2 separate regions of the Mus musculus genome follow, and region 1 is linked to region 2. The links are chromatin loops, found by intact Hi-C in ENCODE. Cell type or tissue: left cerebral cortex. All regions are shown on one strand. Links, peaks and the distances in the headings refer to the core of each region. The heading gives the core; the rest is flanking DNA.

Region 1 (10,265 bases), core at 1,547-9,546, 62 kb before region 2:
AGGGACTCCTGTGAACTCTCTCTTGTGGGTGGGTCTGCCAGTTTTCCGTCCCCCCTCAGTCTCTGGCTACGGTGACTCACTGTGACCCTCTTAGCTCTCTCAGCTGTTCCGTAACCACCGATTTGGTGTGCACGGCATTATGTTCTTCCAAGTAACTGATAGGAATCACAAGTGTCCCTTTCATAATATGAACACCTGTTTAAGACAGCGTGATATTTTAGAAGGCTGTAGAGTCTCAGGAGGTAGGGCAGGCTGAAGGCAGTAAGCCAATAGGGATAGCCCTTAGAAGGAAGGCTAGCTCCATGAAGGTCCCAGGCCTGCTTTTTCCACTCCCTAGTCCACAGGGATGTGAAGAGCCTCTGCTTTGCATTCGAATCCTGCTGTGCTTCCTCCATCATGGCAGCCTACACATCCCCTCTTATACTCTGTTAGGTGGTGTACTCACTGGGACCCAGAGATAATTAACCCACATGTGCGATACTCTGCAGCTAAGCACCTACAACTCCCAGGGCAAGAATCACCAGCTGAGCAGCAAGGCCTTCGGGCTCGCCTCAGCTCCCAAGGGGGCAGAATGAGAACATCTGGGGACCTCACCCTTTCCAGTGCTCGCACTCCGTGACAAATGGGACAATGTGGTGGGCTACTGTCCAATAGACCCACTTGCTACCTTCCACTTGACCAAAGCCTTCTCTTACTTTATCTTCCAACAGAGAAGAAAAATACACAGGTGAGTGATACTTCCCAAGGCTAATGTGATTTGGACAGCCAGGCACATCTGTCCCATATGCCTCCTTCTGGCATTCAAACATGGGACCTCATGGAGAGTCCACCTGCATAGGACAGACATCTGGCTCTAATTCTGATAACCCTGCCTCTAGAGAACTTCTAGCTTCTGGCTCTGACTCTCTCAGGAACACTACAGCACAAAGGTCACCCTTCCTTCCTCCCTGGAACCATGCAAATGCAGCTGTGCAGATTCAAACAGCTGTGGCCCTCTCCATCTTATAAGACAACTATAGGTGGCTTAGGGTCTCTATTGCTGTAATAAAAACATGACCAAAAGCAACTTGGGAAGAAAGGGAATTATTGCAGCTTACACTTATGCATCACTGTTCATCATCAAAGAAGTCAGGACAGGAACTCAAGCAGGGCAGGCCCCTGGAGGCAGGAGCTGACGCAGAGGCCCCAAAACCACCATCCCAGGAATGGTACCACCCACAACCGGCTAAGCCCTCCCACACTTATCACTGATTTAGAAAATGTGTCACAGGCTTGCCTACAGCCCAGTCTTATGGAGGCATTTTCCAAATTGAACTTCCCTCCTCTCTCATGAGTCTAGCTTGTGTCAAGCTGAAGTAAAATTACCCAGGACACCGCGCTTCCATAAAAGTCCTTTGTGGAGAATGATAAAACCCAGACGGCTGGGCCTTGATGAGTGTGGGACTGCTCCTTCATACAAGAGCACCAAACGCAGCCCCGCATCCTGGCATCCAGCATCCTTTAGGACTAAGCCTCAGGGTATCCTGTCGATACAGAACCCACCTGGGCGGCTTCTTTTGGAGTATGTGAGGGCTTGTATTGTCAGGGGCTTTGGGGAGTCTCTGGGGTTCAACAATAAAGACACAGAGACACCTGTATAGTATTAAGACTGTTGGCCTGTTTGATGGGGCAGTCTCTTCAGGGCCTCTAGAAACGGGAGAGTACAAATAGGCTGATTTTGCTGCAGGTCTCCATCTCTTCCTACTAGGGTGGGAAGCACGAGGTTTTACATGGGATGGGTGGGTGGGGGGTGGCTGAGTCTAGGGAGGGGAATTCCATTCTTTTTCCTCTTGTTCTATGTCTAGATTTTTGCCTATAAAGTAGTGACCCTTGAAATTTAAGGTTCACTGGCTTTAGGGAACAATCTACGCCACACGTGTTCTATCAACTGGCTATGAAAGTTTGTGAACACTTTTTTTTTTTTTTTTTTTTTTTGGAGACAGTTTCTCTGTATAGCTAGCCCTGGCTGTCCTGGACCTCTGTAGGCCAGGGTAACCTCTGCCAACCAAGGGTTGGAACTAAAGGCATGTGGCACCACACCAAGCCTAGTTCCTATTTTCTTAATTGTTAATTGCTTAATTGCTATGAGGGCATCAGCCGGGTGCCTGGCGGCAGGATAGGTAAATTTTTGACACTTCCTCACCCGCACAGGAGAAGATCCTCTGCGATTATCATGTTAATAAGCAAGCTGCCATTCCCATTGCTGATTGGCTCAGAGTGAGTAAATTGTAGACCTCTCCCACTATGCTAATAGCTTTTTTTGTTTGTTTGTTTTTGTTTTTCGAGACAGGGTTTCTCTGTATAGCCCTGGCTGTCCTGGAACTCACTTTGTAAACCAGGCTGGCCTTGAACTCAGAAATCTGCCTGCCTCTGCCTCCCAAGTGCTGGGATTGAAGGCGTGCACCAACACGCCTGGCTGTCAATAGCTTTTCTGTACAGAAAGGATAAGAGCTGGCTGCAGGTGCTGGGGAAGAATGGTCTGGCCTTTCGGCAAAGGGATGGAAGCTGACCAAGAGCAGGGCAGGGAAGCCAGGAGGAACTAGGTGGTTGGCTGAAGTACCAGGCCTGAAGTACAGGTCCAAAAGGCTGATGCTGACAGGCAGAGGTCTAAAGAGCCACACCAGGGCCCAGAGCCCCTTGGCACTCAAGCAGACAAATCAGGACTTACATTTTTTTTCTTGGGGGGGGTGGTGGTTGTGGTCTACCACTCTGCTTTCCCCAGCTGTTGGCTATAAAGAGCCACTTGCTCTCACTCAACACGTAAATAAACAGTTCAAATCACCCGGCACTGACAATCCTTACTGACATATTTTTTTTTTCCCCAAGTAAATGAAAGAAAGCCAGACATGGTGCTAAAATAAACCCTGTAATTTCAACTGCTCAGGAAGCTGAGGCAGGAGGATAGATGGATTCCTTATGGCCAAGGATTTGAGGCCAGCCTATGCAAAATAACAAGAGCTTGTTTCAAAACAAAAACAACCCACCCCACAAAACTACACAATGGCTGAATACATTCCTAAAAGATCTGATATAGTGATAGAGACAAATAATAGGAAAGAGACGGGAGAAGGTCCCTTACCAGAAGGTCCACAGAGGTGACAGTACACAGAGAGGAACCTGTTATAAATGGAAACAGGCGGCACAGCTATAAGAATGTCCATGCCCAGAAGAGAGAGAGCCAGCAAATACTGTGGGGAATGCTAAATGGTACAACACCTTAGGAAGAGAATTTTTTGCACTTTCCTACAAAACTAAACATATTTTGTGAAACCAGCAACTAGCATGATCTTGGTATTGGGCCAAGTGAGATAAAAACTTATAGGATGACAGTGTGAACCAGCCTTTTGTCACTGTAACAAAATGCCAGCGATAAACAAGTTAGAAGGAAGAAAGGTTCATTTTAAGACAGGGTTTCAGAAGTTTCAATAGAGGGGTGGAGAGGAAGAAAAGGGAGGGTTAGAATCTCGATACATTCCTCAAGAGCACCCCTAATGAAGACCCCACACGCTTCCTACAAGCAAGCCTTTGGGGTTGTGGCTCAGATCCCAGTGTAGCAGTGTTAGCCACAACTGCCCACTGGCAGATGGATGGATACACTGCAATCCAATCTTCAGAAAACTAAGCATTACCGGACATCAAGCCAGCAATGAGCCAGCCGGGCTGCAGCTGGTCCTGCGCTTGCTTCCTCTGGCTCAGTGAGGCCCAGGACTTGATCCCCGGCCCGGCACAAACTGGGGTGCTGGTGCATGCAAATAATCCACCTGGCAAAAGTAGGGACGCTGTGGGAGGAGGATCATGCGTTCAAGGCCAACCTGGGCTAAACAGGAAGACGCTGTCTCAAAAAGACAAGAGTCTGTAAATTTTATTTTGAAAATACAAAATATAAGCAATCCATAGAAACCCAAGGCAGACGGACAGGACACTATCCCCTCTCCCAGAGGCAACCACTAAGCCTTCGAACCTATAAGTTAACACACACATACATGTATGCATATATTTACAAAGCATCTGCATATATATAAAAACATACACACATATGTATTTGGTTCACCTGTTTGAAAACAGGTAAGTTTTTTCTTTCATATTCTCTCTGTCTCTGTCTCTGTCTGTCTGTCTGTCTGTCTCTCTCTCTCACACACACACACACACACACACACAGTGTTGCGATGCAGCCCAGATTGGCCTCAAACCCTTTCCCTTTCTTTTTTAATTCTATATGTACGTATGTTATTTCTTTACTAATTTATGTGCAGTGTGTGTCTACCCTGGAACTTACTTATCTGTCTCAGGTCACCAGGATGGAGGTGGAGACTTATCTGGCTCCCACAGCCCTTGGATTTGTCACTAGAGCACATCAGATCAAGGAGCCAGGATGTGGTAGAACGTGATCTGGGGTAGCAGTCAGAAAAGCTGCCCTCTTCCCAAACAGGGCTGAGTCCCTACACGGGTAACCATTGGTCTGATGGCCCCAGGAGGCTGACAGAGCCTCCTTCCAAGGACAGGAGAAATGGTACAGGGATACAGGGGACAGGTTTTAAACTGGAGGTTTCTAGAACTTTTAGCGTCTCAACCCACAGAACTTCCTTCCCTCTCCGGGAAGATCGGGCTACTGGCTTGAGGGAAGAGGGCAGTCAGATACACCCAGTCCCTACGTAAGCACACACTCAGAGTCATCAGGGCTGGCCTCGTACCACGCATACGCAGCAATGGTTTGCAGTTTCACGAAATGACTCATATGATCGAGGCTCTGATGAGCAATGGTTGGCATGTAGACTATCTATAAGCAGAATAGGACAACAGATGCTCAACCCTCAGCTTCAGCAAAGCAGTGTTTCAGGGAGCTGAAGGGATGGATGGCTCAGAGGTGGCTCAGTGGTCAAGAGCACCAACTGCTCTTCTAGAGGCCCTGGGTTCAATTCCCAGCACCTACATGGCAACTTACAACTGTCTGTAAGCAACTCCAGTTCCAGAGCTTCTGACACCTCACACTGATAGACAGGCAAAACACCATTGTACATAAGATAAAACTAAATGATGTATTAAAAGAACTAAAGTTAAAAAAAAACAAAAAACATTGCTTCAAGGCCAATTTTGCCACTCATCTGGACCAGCAGTTCTCAACCTGTGGGTCATGACCCTTGGGTCATTTCATATTAATGAAAATACATCCCGAATATCAGATGCTTAGGTTATGATTCATAACAGTAGCAAAATTATAGTTATGAAGTAGCAACAAAAATGATTTTATAGGTGGGAGATCACTACAACATGAGGAACTGTATCAAGTGGTTGCAGCATTAGGAAGGGTGAGGACCACTGCTCTAGGCCTATCCACTGCCCTGCTTGTTTGTTTAAGAAAATTCCAGGCACCATAAACTATTTCCTGGGTAATTTTTCATGTCTCTAAGTACTATCAACTCTTAAGTGTATGTCTTCTCTCTCTGTCTCTCTCTGTCTCTCTCTCTGTCTGTCTCTCTCTCTCTTTCTCTCTCTCTCTCTCTCTCTCTCTCTCTCTCTCTCTCTCACTACATGTTAACCCTGAGTTCCTATGACAGCCAACACACAGCACTCAGGTGTTGATTATCTTAGGGGAAGTGGGAGCATGGAATACTTGAAGGTACCTGTCCAGGCAAGGGGACCAGAGGCCCAACCTACCAAGGACCTGGACCAGGGAGTCCTGAGCAAGCCTCTATGGTCCCAGGTATCTGTGAATGGTGGAGGCAGGACTCAAATCCTGTCCTCCTGGCTTTGAATCCCAGGGCTTTCGCCACTACACTATACTTTTGCACAGGACCTACTGATGCTGGCAACAGTAATCTCAGAGGCTGAGCTTCACGCTCATGTGACAGAATAGCATGGAGTTAAGAATCAGGACACACCTGTGGTTTCTATAGCCAATGATCACCAACCAAGCTCCCACTTTTTCTGTTTGTTTGTTTGTTTGTTTTTTATCAAGACAGGGTTTCTCTGTGTAGCCCTAGCTGTCCTGAATCTCACTTTGTAGACCAGCCAGGCTGGCCTCAAACTTACAGAGATCCACCTGCCTCTGCTGGGACTAAAGGCGTGAGCCACCACACCCAGCTAAACCCCGTGTTCTTAATGGCAATGTAGGACAACAGGATGAACACAAAATTTGAAGGCAGACTACGTAAGTTCAAATCCAAGTGGGGTTCCTACTAGCTGGGTGGTCCTGGTCAAATTACTGAGCCTTCCTTTGGCCAGCTTCTCACCTCTATTAAACAGGAATACAACAGTCTCCCCTACTGAGTATGCTCTCATTGTATCATTTTGCCTTTCATCCATTGGGTTGTCCCGATATAAAACAGCAAACTGAGTTCGGGAGGTCCCAGAAGCCCCTGGGGCATGTGCTAAGGAGAGCTGTGGGGGCTGGGGGAGTGAGTCAAAGAGGGACTTGGCAGGGCAAAGGGGTGGGGGTGAGGTTGGAATAGTTTGAAAGGCAGAGGCTAGCAAGGGCAGTGCTACCACATGGGTCTAGAAAGGCCCCCAAAGGTCCGTGTCTGTTGGAGGCTGAGTCCCAAGCCCCTGGGGCATACTGGTAGGCAGTGGAACCTTTGGGGGATGAGAGACTGCTGCTGGCAGGTCCTAGGCCACTGGGTAAATGTCTGTGAAGGAGACACTGGGATCCAAGCCTTTCCTCACTGCATCTTGGCTGCCATGGGGTAAGCATGCTACAACCACACACCGCAGTGCACTGTGATGAGCAAAGCAGCAGCCCAGGCAGGACCTCTGAAGCCATCCTTATGGCTTTTTAGCTGACTGCTTCGGGCAGCAGCAGAGTGCACCTGTCTCCCAGATGAACCCCATTATAATCCTGAGGCCCATCGAGAAGCAATGAGAAAGCAGGGCACTGCGGTGGCTAGGTCACAATAGCAGAGCTCTCCGAACAGAGAGAGACTACTTTGTAAGCACACGGAGGGAAGTGGCCAAGCTACAGAGCCAGACCCAATTCCTCAGCAGACACTTGATGTGTGCTTTACAGCTTCTACTGTGAGCAAAACGCTTCTGCTGTCTAAGCCTTTCTCGTTCACAGTATTCCATTACAGCAGTTCAAACAGACCGAGGCAAGCTTAAAGAAACACGTATGCAAGGCTGGAAGGATGGCTCAGGTAGTTAAGAGCACCGGGACCAGAATTCTGATCCCTGCATCACAGCCCTCAACTACTTGGAACTCTAGCTCCAGCGGGTAGATCCGACACTTGCTTCTGGCCTTACACAAAACAGGTATCTATCTGGACTCTGGGCACTTGAACACACATGTGCACATACACACTCAGACAGAGACAGAAGGACACACACACATAAACAAGAGAGTGGGGAAGAGGGAGAAGGAGAGAGAGATTAGGTTATGTTTGAGCACAGTTTGGATATGGGAGTGCAGGTCTGTTTTTTTTGTTTGTTTTTTATAGAAACCCTATCTTTTTTTTAAGACTTATTTATTTATTTTATGTATATGAGTACACTGTCACTGTCTTCAGACACACCAGAAGAGGGCATTATATCCAATTACAGATGGTTGTGAGACACCATGTGGTTGCTGGGAATTGAACTCGAGACCTTCAGAAGAGCAGCCAGTGCTCTTAACCACTGAGCCATCTCTCCAGCCCCAGGTCTGTTCTTTTGTGTCACCATTCCCCACTATTGGTTATGCCCCAGGTCTGAAAGAGGGTCTACTAGGACTATCTATGGAGCACAGTCAAAGGGACCTGATGGCCATGGGCTCAGCATTGTGGAGCAATGGCAATATCTGAGAGTGCCCCACACACACCCAAGGTGTCTGGTCTCTCCAGCTCTGGCAAAGCCCAGCTGGGTTTCTCCCAAATCCCCCAGGCTGGAGATGCTCTATACACTAAGTCCTGCTGTGCCCACTCACTGCCTCTGTGCCACACCATCCTTCCAATAACTCAAGAGGGATAGGATCATAAAGGATCAAAACTCGCGAGCTCATCAAACTGGTGTGCGCATCTAATTACCAGGAGCTGAGCCATAGGGTGGTGGGCAGGCTGATTGGCCATTAGGGAGGAGAGGGTACCCCAAAGCCTGATACAAGGCCATTATCCTCCAAATCTATCCTAGATACAGTCTTCAGTCCCAGTGCTCCAGAGAACCTGAAAATGCCGCCTCCTATGGCCGAAGAGTCAGTCCAGAGTGACTGAGATTACACACTGGGTGAGCGTGGTCTGAATCTGGATTACCCAGGACAGATCAATCCAACTGCAGGCGCCCTTACAAGTGGAAACTCTTCCCCTCTATGGAACACCAACAATGGAAAGCCAACAATGGCCCCACCTGAAGAGGAATGGGCCACAAAGACCGGGATGGCTACCAGCACCAGAGACACCAAGCAATCAGATCATTCCCAGTTAAGGAACAACTCTGTGAGCACCTTAACATGACAGTCACAATCATGAGACTAGACTGTGAGATCAAACTGCTAGACAAGCCACAAGGCCACAGCGACTGCAGAGAACAGTAAAGGCTCCTAAAAACGAAACTCAACACAGAACTGCCACAGGATCCCACAAGCAAAAGCAAGACCTCTCTCAGCTAGCCACGTGATGAACAGATAAAGAAAATCAGCTGCTCACTCTGAAAACGGGGGCCATCCTGATGCGTGCGATGGCACGGATGAAGCCAGCACACTAACTGAAATAAGGCAGCCACAGAAAGGTAAGTGCTGCCTAATTCCACTCAGACAGAAAGACATGGCTGCCTCGGAGGCTGGGGCAAAAGGGAAATGGGAAGATTGTTAAATGGGGACAGTAAGCTTGGGACGATGAGAAAGTTCTGGAAACAGACTGTGGTGAGGGATGCATACAAAGTGAATGTTCAATGTCACTGAACTGCACATCTAAAATTAGTCAACACGGCAAACCTCATGGCATGTATACTACCACCAAAACATGTACTAAGTTTGTCTCCAAGAACAGGAATAGCAGACTAGCCTATACAGTAGCCACCTCTCCCTTCCTCCAGACCCCTTCCTGGCTGAGGTCTGCCACCAGCCCATACAGCCTGGCCAGCCTCTTTGACAGGAGAAGCACCAAAGCCCTGACACCACAACAAATCATTTCTACAACAAAAGCCAAAGGGCGCTCCCCCTGCCCTGGAGAAGGGGCTCAGATAAGGCTCGCTCACTTGTGTGATAGGTCAACACAGTCACCATGGTCACCGTGAGTCACCACAATAAGAGCTGGGTTTTCTGTGGTCAGGCAACAAACCCAGCCAGCAATGGGGAGGGGAACTAAGCACCTGACATGATTTAAGCATGCAGGTAACAGAGCATTCTGGCCAGCTGGTCAGCCAAAGCTGACCCCTTTTCTCCCCCACCCTTTACATATGGAGAAACTGACAACCAGAGAGGAAGTGGCTTGCCACCATGACACAGCAAGGGGCCAGCCCTGGACCTCTTGCCTCCTTACCAAGTACTATGAAGCACAGGGTGTGGCACCAGCACAGGTTCCCAGCTCAATAGGGACCCACTTCCCTTTATCAAAAGCTCTGAAAGAGTAAGAGTTCTAGGTAGGCCCAATGCCTCAACCTAAGGTAGGTAATGTGCAGAAGACCAGCAAGACCAAAGGATGATTTTACACAGGGAGAAGTGGTATAGAGCCCTGCCTGACACCTCCCTCGAGCCACGCCCAAGGACTCAGCACTGTTTGTGTGTAAATTGACAATGCAGGATCCCAGCACACTGAACAAGATCTCCAGTAAGAACAGGAGAGACCAAGAGAAGACTCAGAGGGTAGAGAGCCATTGATGAGACGTATCAGAGGGAATACAAGTGATATGCTCGGAGACACAGAGGAAATCTACTCATAAAGCAAAACAGAAAGGAAATGCTGTACACATGGAACACTGAGGAAGCAGTAAAGTCTCTTAGAAACTGAAAAGGGAAAATGTTATTTTTTAAAAAAATCAAAGTTCAATAGATCAGCAGCCAATGAAATGTTCATGTTAAGGAACTGAAAAACAGACAACTCAACCATTCAACACAAGGGTTAGAGAAAAGAGCACAGGAAAAATCCAGAGAAAAAAGAGCCACAGGAAGCTGGGTGTTGTGAGCGATGCCTGCAGTCCCAGCACTCAGTAGCAGAGGCAGGGGACCTGGAAGTCACTGAGACCTGGCTTTACTGCATGGGATCTTATGTGAAGACAGAAGCAAGCCAACAAACAGCAGCTAGAGAGAGGCCATAGTCAATCATAAT
Region 2 (10,265 bases), core at 1,592-9,591:
CCCTAATGTTTATCAGCGTGCACACAGGAACAAGCTCTGGCCTGGGGCTAGTGAAACGGCTCAGAGGGTAAAGTTGCTGGCCACCCAGGCTGGCACCCTGAGTTTGATCCCTGGGACCCATGTGGTGGAGGGAGAGAATCAACTCCCACAAGTTATTGTCTGACCTCTATACACAGGTTGTGGCGTGCATGCCTCTCCCCCCACCCCCACCCCAGGGAAATAAATAAATACAGGGGAAAAACACTTTGGGGGGGATGATGTAGTCTATATGCATAATGGTTTTATACCCCTAAACAGGAATATGGTATGGATATACCACATAACTAAGAGCACCTTGGGAACATCGTCTTTGGTGGGAGAAGCCAGATAAGCACAGTCTTATGTTGTATGTGGAAACTTGTTCATACAAAACAGAGGAAAGCTAGGGCAGTGGGTAGATGTCCTGGTACTAGATATCATATTCATACTGGCCTTCTCTGTCTGTCTGTCTGTCTTCTAACATGGCTAATGGCTCTGTGCACACTGGGCTCAGTGTTCAGGTGAGCATTGCACAGCTGCCCACCTGCTTCTGAGCAGTTGGTGAGTGGAGAAAGACTACCGGCTCAAAGGTCACCGAGATGATGTTCCCATCTCGGCTCTGACTAAAATTTGCCCCAGTTCCCTGTATAACTCAAGTTTCTTGATTTGTCTTTTGGCTTATCGGGTTCTCACTCGTCAAGTGGGGAAACAAGGTGGTTAAGGAGAGAATAAAATAAGTTTTTCCTGTCACTGGTATTCAGGACACAGTAATGAGTACAAGGGCATGTGTGTGTATAGACACACTCATACACACATGCACACACTTATACACACACAGACAAACACACTCATACATGCATGCATGCATGTGTGCATGTATACACACACACACCCCTCTGGGGTGGGAGTCTGCTAGGAACAAGGAAAGGACAGTCAGATGCCAGTTCCTTAGGAGACAGACCAGAGGGACACTTGGAGTCTGTGGGCCAGGGGAATCTGAGAAAGCTTACAGGTGGAGTTTTGCTTACACCAAGAGGCTCCCACCCCAGAGCCAGGTCTTGCCCCACCATGCTGGGTAGAAGCTTTCCTGGGAGGCACAGCCAGTTCAGGGAGCATGGAGTTGTCCGAACGCCACAAAGTAAAGCTGGGCCCAAGGTTTCTGACCCAGTGAGTAGCATTCCGAGAGGCCTGAAGCCTGAAAGGCCTGCGGAACCCCAGGTATCTGAGACCCCAGGCTTCACAATGACTTGGGTTGAGTGGCTACAGCCTCTGGATTCTTCTCAGACCCCTGCCTGGGCCTGTCCTGCAGCCTCTGATACTCCCGTTGGGGGCACAAAGGAAAGTTGAGTTGGGGGTTAAGGGTTGGGAGGGGAAGCCTACAGCTGAGCTGGGGGCCTGGGAAATTTGAGCCCAGCCACAGGCGGCCACAGGCAGGAGAAAGCCTGCTGAGCCCTAGCCCAGCCTCCCCAGCAGTCCCAGGATTAGCTCAGCAGCCTTCACTGTGCCCTGGACATCTGTAGTCTGCTCCCCTATCTCCCAGGTTCATGGAGGTGAAGGAGCCAAGGGACAGCTGTGTCTTAGAGCCTAAGACTAAGAGAATCCAGCAATGGCAGTGGAGCTGTCTGGCCTCGGTCCAGAAAGGCCCTCCCCCTTCCCCTTGCTTATGAGCCCCAAGGAACTTGGATGAGGAGGAGAGGAAGAGCAACAACACTTGTGTAGCTCACCAGACACAGGGGCACTGAGGGCCCCTTACCTCATTCTCAAAACTGTCACAAGGCTACCAGCACTTGTTGCCTTAGCTTAGAAGACTGGCTCAGAGGGGTTAAGGAACTTGCCTTGAGTAACCCAGTGGAAGTGTCAGGATAAAAATCCAGGTTAAAAGCAGTCTACTTCTGAATCTTGAAGCCCATTTGGACCCCAAAGAATGAGAAGGCAGTAGCAGGTTGCCCTGTTTGCTGACTGAGAGCTTTTGGTGACCCTGACTACATCATTGGGTGGCATGCTGAGACAAGAGGCTTTGTGAAGGTGGCTGGATGATCTGTCCCATGGATCTGGCATCAGTTGAGAAGGTCACAAGTAGAGAACTCAGCTGGAAAAATAGAGGCAATTCGGCTTAGAGAAGTCTTTGAGGAGGACGGATTGTTGATGGCCTAGTACAGACTCACCAGCATGGGGACCCAGTTCAGCCAGGATAGGTTAAGTTTTGCTACAATAACAAACAATCCCCACATTTCATTGGCTTCCACAACTCTTTGTTTCCTGTTCCTGCTACTCATTCAAAACAGGTCAGCACAGGGAACAGGGTGGGGGCAGGGGGCTGCTGTGCATTCTGCTAGCTCATGGATTCAGGCCAAATCAAGCTTCATCCAGACAGTCCTCCCCATATTTTGGCAGAGCTAAAACTGCACACTAGCTTTTAAAACTTTAGCCTAGTTTTTACTGGCCAAAGGAAGTCACACAGTGTATTAGCCAGCTTTTATTCACTGGAAAAACATCTGATATAACTGAGAGAATAGTTTTATTTTGGCCTGTGGTTGGTTAGCATCATTGCTTGGGCCTATGTTGAGGTTGTACCATGGCAGAAGTATGTTGGAGAGGAGAATACTACTCATCCCATGTTAGCTGGGAGAAAGGACCAGGGTCCCAATATTCTCCAAGGCCATACCCTGTCCTAGTTAAGTTTTTCATTGCTGTGAAGAGACACCATGACCACAGCCACTCTTATAAAGGAAGTTTCACTAGGACTGGCTTAAAGTTTCAGAAGCTTAGTCCATTGTCATCGTGGTGGGAAGTATGGTGGCACACAGGCAGACGTGGTGCTGGAGAAGGAGCTGAGTGTTCTACATCTGGATTGGCCGGCATCAAGAAGAGAGAATGACACTGGGCCTGCATTGATTTTCTGAGATCTCAAAGCCCACCCTAGTGATACACTTCCTCCAAGAAGGCCACACTCATCCCAACAATGCCACATCTCCAATAATACCACTCCCTGTGTGTGTGTGTGTGGGGGGGGGCGGGGGGCATTTTCATTCAGGCCAATGGGACTTCCAACTTGGCCTCACCTATTAAAGATCCCACCACCTCCCAATCGTGCCCAGACCATATTACCACTTACCAAAACCACAGCCAGGGAAATATCTAACTTGATGCTGAACATAAGCATACATGCACCCTATCCTGCCACTGCTCAGAAGCAGACAGGAATGTCTCATGGATAACAACAATGACTACCATAGAGCCAAAGGGGCAACAGGAAAGGATGTGGGGGGAGGCACATTTCAGCATGATCTTCCCGGAAAGCAGCGTCTGTCAACGGCAGTTGGTAGATGCACCACGGGAAAGTACTAGAAGGTTCTTCATGGTCAGCGGAAGTTGGGATGAGGGCTTTACAGCCAGAAGTAGTTATGTCCAGTCCCTATTCTTCCCTCTTTCTTTCTTTTTTCTTTCCTTCTTTCTTTTCTTCCTTCCTTCCTTCCTTCCTTCCTTCCTTCCTTCCTTCCTTCCTCCCTCCCTCTCTCTCTCTCTCTCTTTCTTTCTTTCTTTCTTTCTTTCTTTCTTTCTTTCTTTCTTTCTTTTTTTTTAAAAGATTTGTTATTTATTTTATGTATGTAAGTACACTATCGCTGTCTTCAGACACACCAGAAGAGGGCATCGGAACCCATTACAGATGGTTGTGAGCCACCATGTGGTTGCTGCGAATTGAACTCAGGACCTCTGGAAGGCCAGTCAGTGCTCTTAACTGCTGAGCCATCTCTCCAGGCCCCCTGTTCTTTCTTAATGGCCATTGCTATGTGCAGACTATTTACCAGCTCTTGGCTCTCACCTCTTCTCCACAATGTGGGAATGAGACATCCAGTAGATTGCTGTGGAGACTAAATGAGATACTATTTTTAAAAAATGCCCGTACCATCCTCTACACCTGGCAAATCCTCCCCAAATCCATTGTGTTTCTTGTTGTTTCTATTTCTACCCCAGATCCCATGACCTTGCCCCTCCCAGAATCCTTGACTGCATCCTTTCTTCAGCATCTCACATCCCTAAGACATTATAGTCAGCAGCCAGGGCAAGGCAAGGAAAAAACTGCATTCTGGCCAAGAACACTAATTTTTCTGCACTTCTGCCCCATGGGTTGGTGAGGTTGGAACCTTCTCTGTGAAGCTTCTGATTTCTTATCCACTCCTATCTCCAGATGTTCTTCTCTTCCCATGGTCTAGACGCCTGCGAAGCAGCTACCTTGTTTATCTTATCTTCAGGTCTTCCCTGACAGTCACTGATCCAACATAGACCTCTGTGGTTTTTTTTTTTTCCCCATATAAATGGAGCCTTTATGTAAGAGCTTTTTGTGTGCAGCCGACTGCTATATCTGTGGCAGATTCGGATGAGAGGTTTCCCTGCTCCGCTCCTATCTAACACATCACTACTATCTGTTTCTTGTCACTCGGCAGACTTTTCTGCTTGCAAATGTGGGCTCTTTAATTTCTGATATAAAACTGTCCATACTCAGACCCTTCCCATAAATTTGAATGGTCCATTTGGGAGACATCAAGAGATGTGGTGTGGGCCAAAAGGGGGGGGGGGCACAGAAGCACAGAGGAAGGGCGGGACTTAAGGAAGCCTAGCCTAGCCTACTTACTCCTCACAAACTCGCTGCAGCTCGCCGAGGTTGGTCTGCAGTACCGGTTTTGGACAGTAGGGGAGGACCAGCGACTGTGCCCGGGATGCCTCGCTGGGCTGATGAGGGTTTCAAGCTTCTCCCCTAGGTCCGTTTGTGCTGCAAGGGGTGACAGGGTTCTGGGCTCTCAGCTCAACTCTCTCCGTCTTCCAGGAGGCTCCTTTCCAAAAGTGCTGTTGCAACTGCGGCTTCCGCTTCTGTTCCCTAGAACTGTCTCATCCGAATGCCTTACCTCCCAGGGTGTGGGCTCTTGCAAAGAAATCCGTGTATTTAATACTCAGAGCTTGTGTGTCTCATGAAAGGATAGCCTGGCAATCCCAGATTCAAGGTTGTCCATGATCTCAGTCCTCGGTACCTTTCCACCCATTTTCTCATATGTGCGGCAAATAAAAGGCCTGTCACTTGGGAAAGCAGGTGATTTCTAGCTGTCTCTGGCTCCCATCATCCCGTTAAGGATCCTGCAGTAAAGAAGCCTGCACCAGACAATTAACCTAGCATTTCCCCAAATTATTTAACAAGCAAGGCTATTTCCTCATGTTAGCACCTTACATCTCATGTAATGGAGTGACCACCTCTAGGTCTGACCTCATGGTCCCCCCATTATCAGGCTCTGGCGCCCCTCAGCTCCAGATCTCAGTGGCCCATCTAACATGGGTCTTCTTGGGGCTCTAGCATCAGACAGCCCTCCTTAATATGCCACTTTCGGTGATTTTTGATGTTCTAGTTCCGGGCATCTCAGTTACAGTGTCTGCTCTCTTGGCTCTCTCGGTTCTGTGTGCAGCAAAAGTCCCAGGTCTCCAAAGAAGTCCTCTAAGGAACAAGAGGAGCTCACCTTAACTCCTAAGAATCCAACGCACTCTGTAGCTCAATTCCCAGCAGGTACCCCCCCCCCCACACACACACCATTAGCACTGTCTTGGGCAGAGTAGAATACAGGCTTGCTTGCCGCTGCCCTGGGCCCAGAGTGAACTTCAGGGCTTAGTGGGAATCAAAGCCTGCTGGAGCGAGTCAGAGGCTACCTGGATTTCTACTTGCCCCCAGCCGGCACAGTGGTTCCAAGAGTTAGGATGCGTCCTTTGAAAGTTCATGTGTCAGAAACTCAAGCTTCAGTCACATGTTCGTGGCATTTTAGAGTTGGAACATTTAGCAAGTAGTGAGGATTAGGAAAGCTCACGAGGGGGAGGCCTCGGGATGGCATTCAAGTTTATATGTCAAAATGAAGAGTGCAGAAGCTGGCACGGGAGCTGCCTCACCACAATGCACTCTGCCATGCTGGGACTCATCACAAGTACCCCAGCAGACTCCAGTACTGTGCTCTGGATTCCCTAGACTCCAAAATGCTAGCCAGACAAATCGTTATACTTTATAAATTCAATTGTTTGCTGTTCCTTTATAGAAATAGAAAATAGACCAAGTTAGCCTGTAAATGTGCTGAATATCTGATCCAGATGAAGTGCACAATAGGATCCTAACTTTTTATTTTAATGGTTTAAAATGTTCACTTTTTATCATTATTATTACTATTATTGTGTGTGTGATATGTGCGTGTGAATGTGAAGTGTGTGTGTGAGTGTGAGCATGCTCATGGAGGTCAGAGGGCAACTTTTGGGTGTTGGTTCTCTCCTTCCATCATGAAATCCAAGAATGAAATTCAGGTCATGGGGTCTGTGCTCAACCTAGCGAATCTTACCACTGGCCCACATCTTAAAACTTTTACTTGCTAATGTGCTTATATATCTATCATCTGTGCTACAGGTTTCACCAAGTGTAGTTCTTGGAGCCTTTGAATGGGAGCCATCTATCATTGAGTCAAATGATTTTAAGACAAAAAGTAATGATACGTGGTTTTATTTAACTATTAAAACATGTAAAAGCAACAGAAATTATGAAAAAGGGGACTGGGGAGATGGCTCAGCAGTTAAGAGCACTGACTGCTCTTCCAGAGGTCCTAAGTTTAATTCCAGGCAACCACATGGTGGGTGGCTCACAATCACCTGTAATGGGATCAGATGCCCTCTTCTGGTGTGTCTGAAGACAGCAACAGTGTACTCATATACATAAAATAAATAAATAATTCTATTTTAAAAATTACGAAAAAGGAAAGACTTTCTAATAAATTTAACCTTGCAAAGTTTGTTATATTGTCATCATTAAAAAAAAATTCTGCATAAGCAAATAAAAACTTTACCATACCAGCTTGCAACCTTGGGCCAGGGTCTGGGGATTAAGATATGTGTACACCTGTTGTGGTACAGGTCCAACCAGTACCATGTTACAACCACACTGCAAGGCTGATCACTAGTTATGGACTTCTCTAAGCATTTTGTGTTATATGAAGACTGATATTTTATATTTTTGGAAGCTATTATCTCTCTCTCTCTCTCTCTCTCTCTCTCTCTCTCTGTGTGTGTGTGTGTGTGTGTGTGTGTGTGTGTGTGTGTGTGTGTATGTGTGTGTGTGTGTGTGTATGTGTGTGTGTGTGCAGGTGCCTGCAGAACTCAGAGGAACCTCCTCAGGCTACACACACACACACACACACACACACACACACACACACACACAAGGCCTGGAACCTGGAACCTTTGGGCAGCTGTAGGCACTATCTTCAAGCAGTGTCATCTGGATGGTGAAGGGCAGCCATCTCCACAGTAGGAAGAATGAGGCTCTCCTCTGTGCAGAAGATGAGTCTGAAGGTCAGGACATCATCGTTATGTCTTTAAGGGAATAGTCGGTGCTTTTAACTGCTGAGCCATCTCACTAGCCCCTCATCTAGTTTCTTAAGGAACAAATTTATGCAAGGTTTACATTGCAGAACACCATTTATGTAAAAACATTTTTCTCTGTTTTCTTCACAGCTGTATATGCTCAGTCTACCATCTCATGTAGTCCAAATAATTTTTTATTCCTCAAGACTATTTTGAACTCAGTTATACCAAAAAGACCTGATTAAATGTCAAGCACATTACACTTAAAATTATTATTTTCACTTAAATATGGTAACTCTCTATACTGATGACTATCCAAGTTCCATCCAGTATTTAAACACTCACTTGTTTCCTATAGTTAAACATCTCTGAACCCCGAAATATCCTTTCTGTGCCCTCTGGCTCAGAAAAGGATATTTTTAAAATATCCACTGGCTCTTTTTAAAGTCTTAGAAGATCAACATATTTTTTTTAATGACGTAGCCTGAAGTCAACTACTCCGAGACTATGTCCCTCTTCATCCTCCCTCTGATCTCTGTGCCTGCTTCTGATGTATGTTGATTTGTGGTCTCACCGAATCATCAATATTCGGTTGTCCATCTGTCTATCCAGCTTACTGTCTCATTTGCCAGACTGAACTCCTCAAAGAGAAGTCTTCATGCGGTCACCCAAGCCCGGGCCATCAGGCATTTGGCAGCATGTGGCCAGGGAATGGCTGGAGTGTGTGCACTTCCGAGGATGCTAAGCTGCCGGGTTGGTGGCCTGAGGACCAAATCCTGGCCACGGGCCTGACAGCGGTGGAGGAGGCTACTCCATTAGGTCCCTGTGGGACTCTCCCAGGCCTGCCCGGTGGACTCTGCCACCCTTGCTTTCCTCCCTCATCCCAAGGCTTATCTGCAAATCTCAGCACTCCCCAAGGCATGTTCAAGAGCCAAGTGGAGCCTTCCATCTGGATCGAATTAAATGGCTGGAAGACTTATGTCTTGGAGTCAGCAGGGCTGGAGGAAGACTTTCAGAGAGAAACCTGACCTTCTTCCTCCGAGAACTAACTGAAAAGAAAAACAATGAGCTGGTGAGAGCCGTCCGTCCGTCCGCCCGCAGGGGTAGAGATCGTGAGGAATGAATGATAGAGCAGGCCTTTGCTATCTGTCAAGGTTCTGAGTCCTGGGGCCTCTCCTCACCTCGGCAGCATGGATGGACAGTGGTTCGTGCTTTGTGGTGGGAACGGAGTGAGGCAGACATGGATGGACAGTGGTTCGTGCTTTGTGGTGGGAACAGAGTGAGGTAGACAGAAGGACGTACGTAGACGGAACAGACAGACCATTATTTTATGACAACAAACCTAGCTTCCTATCCTGTGCCCCACCCCTACATCAGCCAGGAGGCAGCCACTCTCAAACCTTTTAAAAACAATTCTTTTGGTTATTGTCTCTATATCTCCACTGAAATAACTTGCTTGCATCAATGCTATTGAAGTTTCCATTTTAAACCTCTCTAATTGACTTTTTTACCATGAGAGATGAAAGGCTGGACTCTCATAGAGATCCTTCATCTTCATCCTCTCTCTGTCCCTCTGTCTGTCTCTTACACATGCACTTACAAGCACACACACACACGCACACACACACACACGCACAAATGCACACATGCACACACACTTCCCGTGTTTGACCCCCGTTATGACTGTGTCTTAATGCTGGTGGGAGTCACAGGATTTACATCTATGGTGATTAAGTAAACAGTATTCTCTGCTTAGACATAAGTTTCACCACAGTCTCTTTTTCTCCCCCAAGCAGAATTTTTTTTTTCTTGTGGAATTAGTAGTTATGATCTTGTTTAGTTGGGTTTTGAATTGCTTGGTGAGGTTTGACGTCCCTCCCACCCTCCCCACACACACATTGTGTAATCTGCTCTCTCCCAGCGGCATCTGGGAATCCAGTCCTCCCCTCTGTAGTCCCTCCCCTCCCACCAGCTGGCGTCTGGCCCCCTCTCTGCACAGTCAGCCGCGGGATCCTCTTTCGCTTCTTGTCCCCTTTCTCTCCTGTGTTTGGCCTCCTGTTTTCTACATCCCAACTCTCTGTCTACAGCTTCATTTTCAGTGGGACATATCCCCTACTAATGGTTTTCTTTCTTTTTTTTTTTTTAAGCGATCAATGAGGCAAATAGTTAAAGATTATTTTTCCACCCTTGAACTTGATCGATGGCTTAGCTGAACATGGAGTATAATTCTATTCGACTAGAATGCTTGGGAGATGATTTCCTTTAAAACCCTGTGCTCCAGAACTTCCTTTTAGCTTACCAGTGCTTGTGTGCTGATGGCTGCTTCTGTTTATAGCCAGGCTGTGTCTCCGAAATCTTCAGGGCTTCCTTTTTGTTCCATGCGCCCCAGCGTTTCGCCCATCATCTTCTAGGCGTGGATTTATTTTCACCTATTATGCAGGGCCTTTGCCAGACTCTCAGCCCTGGGAACACAGTGTGTGGTTCTAGGAGATGCTCTGGAGTTATTTTGGTTTTGTTTTTCTGTTGTACTCTCTGATCTCTAGTTTCTGGAATTATGACTACTCAGATGTTGGACCCTGAATGGGCATCCCTCTGTCTCAGCTTTTTCACCCTGATTTGCATATCTATATTTTTGTTTGCGTTTCTCCCAGATAATTATCAGTTTTTTCTTCCTTCCTTCCTTCCTTCCTTCCTTCCTTCCTTCCTTCCTTCCTTCCTTCCTTCCTCCCTCCCTCCCTCCCTCCCTCCCTCCCTCCCTCCCTCCCTCCCTCCTTGCCTGCCTGCCTGCCTGCCTGCCTGCCTGCCTGCCTGCCTGCCTGCCTGCCTGCCTGCCTGCCTGTAATCTCAGTACTCAGAAGACTGAAGCAGGA

What was found. Hi-C counts contacts between places; a loop is a spot of excess contacts. Peaks named below come from ENCODE experiments on the same cell type or tissue, not always from the same donor. Only the 100,000 strongest peaks of a DNase experiment are listed, where the experiment ranks them.
Region 1: it touches region 2 in a loop (4-fold over the local background); 2 of 42 quality-filtered maps call a loop at or near these places.

The regions. Positions count from the first base shown.
Region 1 is chr14:25,856,456-25,866,720 of GRCm38, reverse strand. The region is part of intron 1 of Anxa11 (annexin A11); the gene reads right to left. Among named protein-coding and RNA genes, the nearest start is that of Anxa11, 19 kb to the right of the region's middle. In left cerebral cortex, for the core only: no CTCF peak of the experiment used is centred there; a DNase peak (open chromatin) is centred at 4,784.
Region 2 is chr14:25,794,826-25,805,090 of GRCm38, reverse strand. No RefSeq gene overlaps it. Among named protein-coding and RNA genes, the nearest start is that of Zcchc24, 31 kb to the right of the region's middle. In left cerebral cortex, for the core only: CTCF peaks have their summits at 4,723 and 6,700 (motif pointing left); DNase peaks (open chromatin) are centred at 4,435, 4,713 and 9,360; H3K27ac peaks cover 567 bases.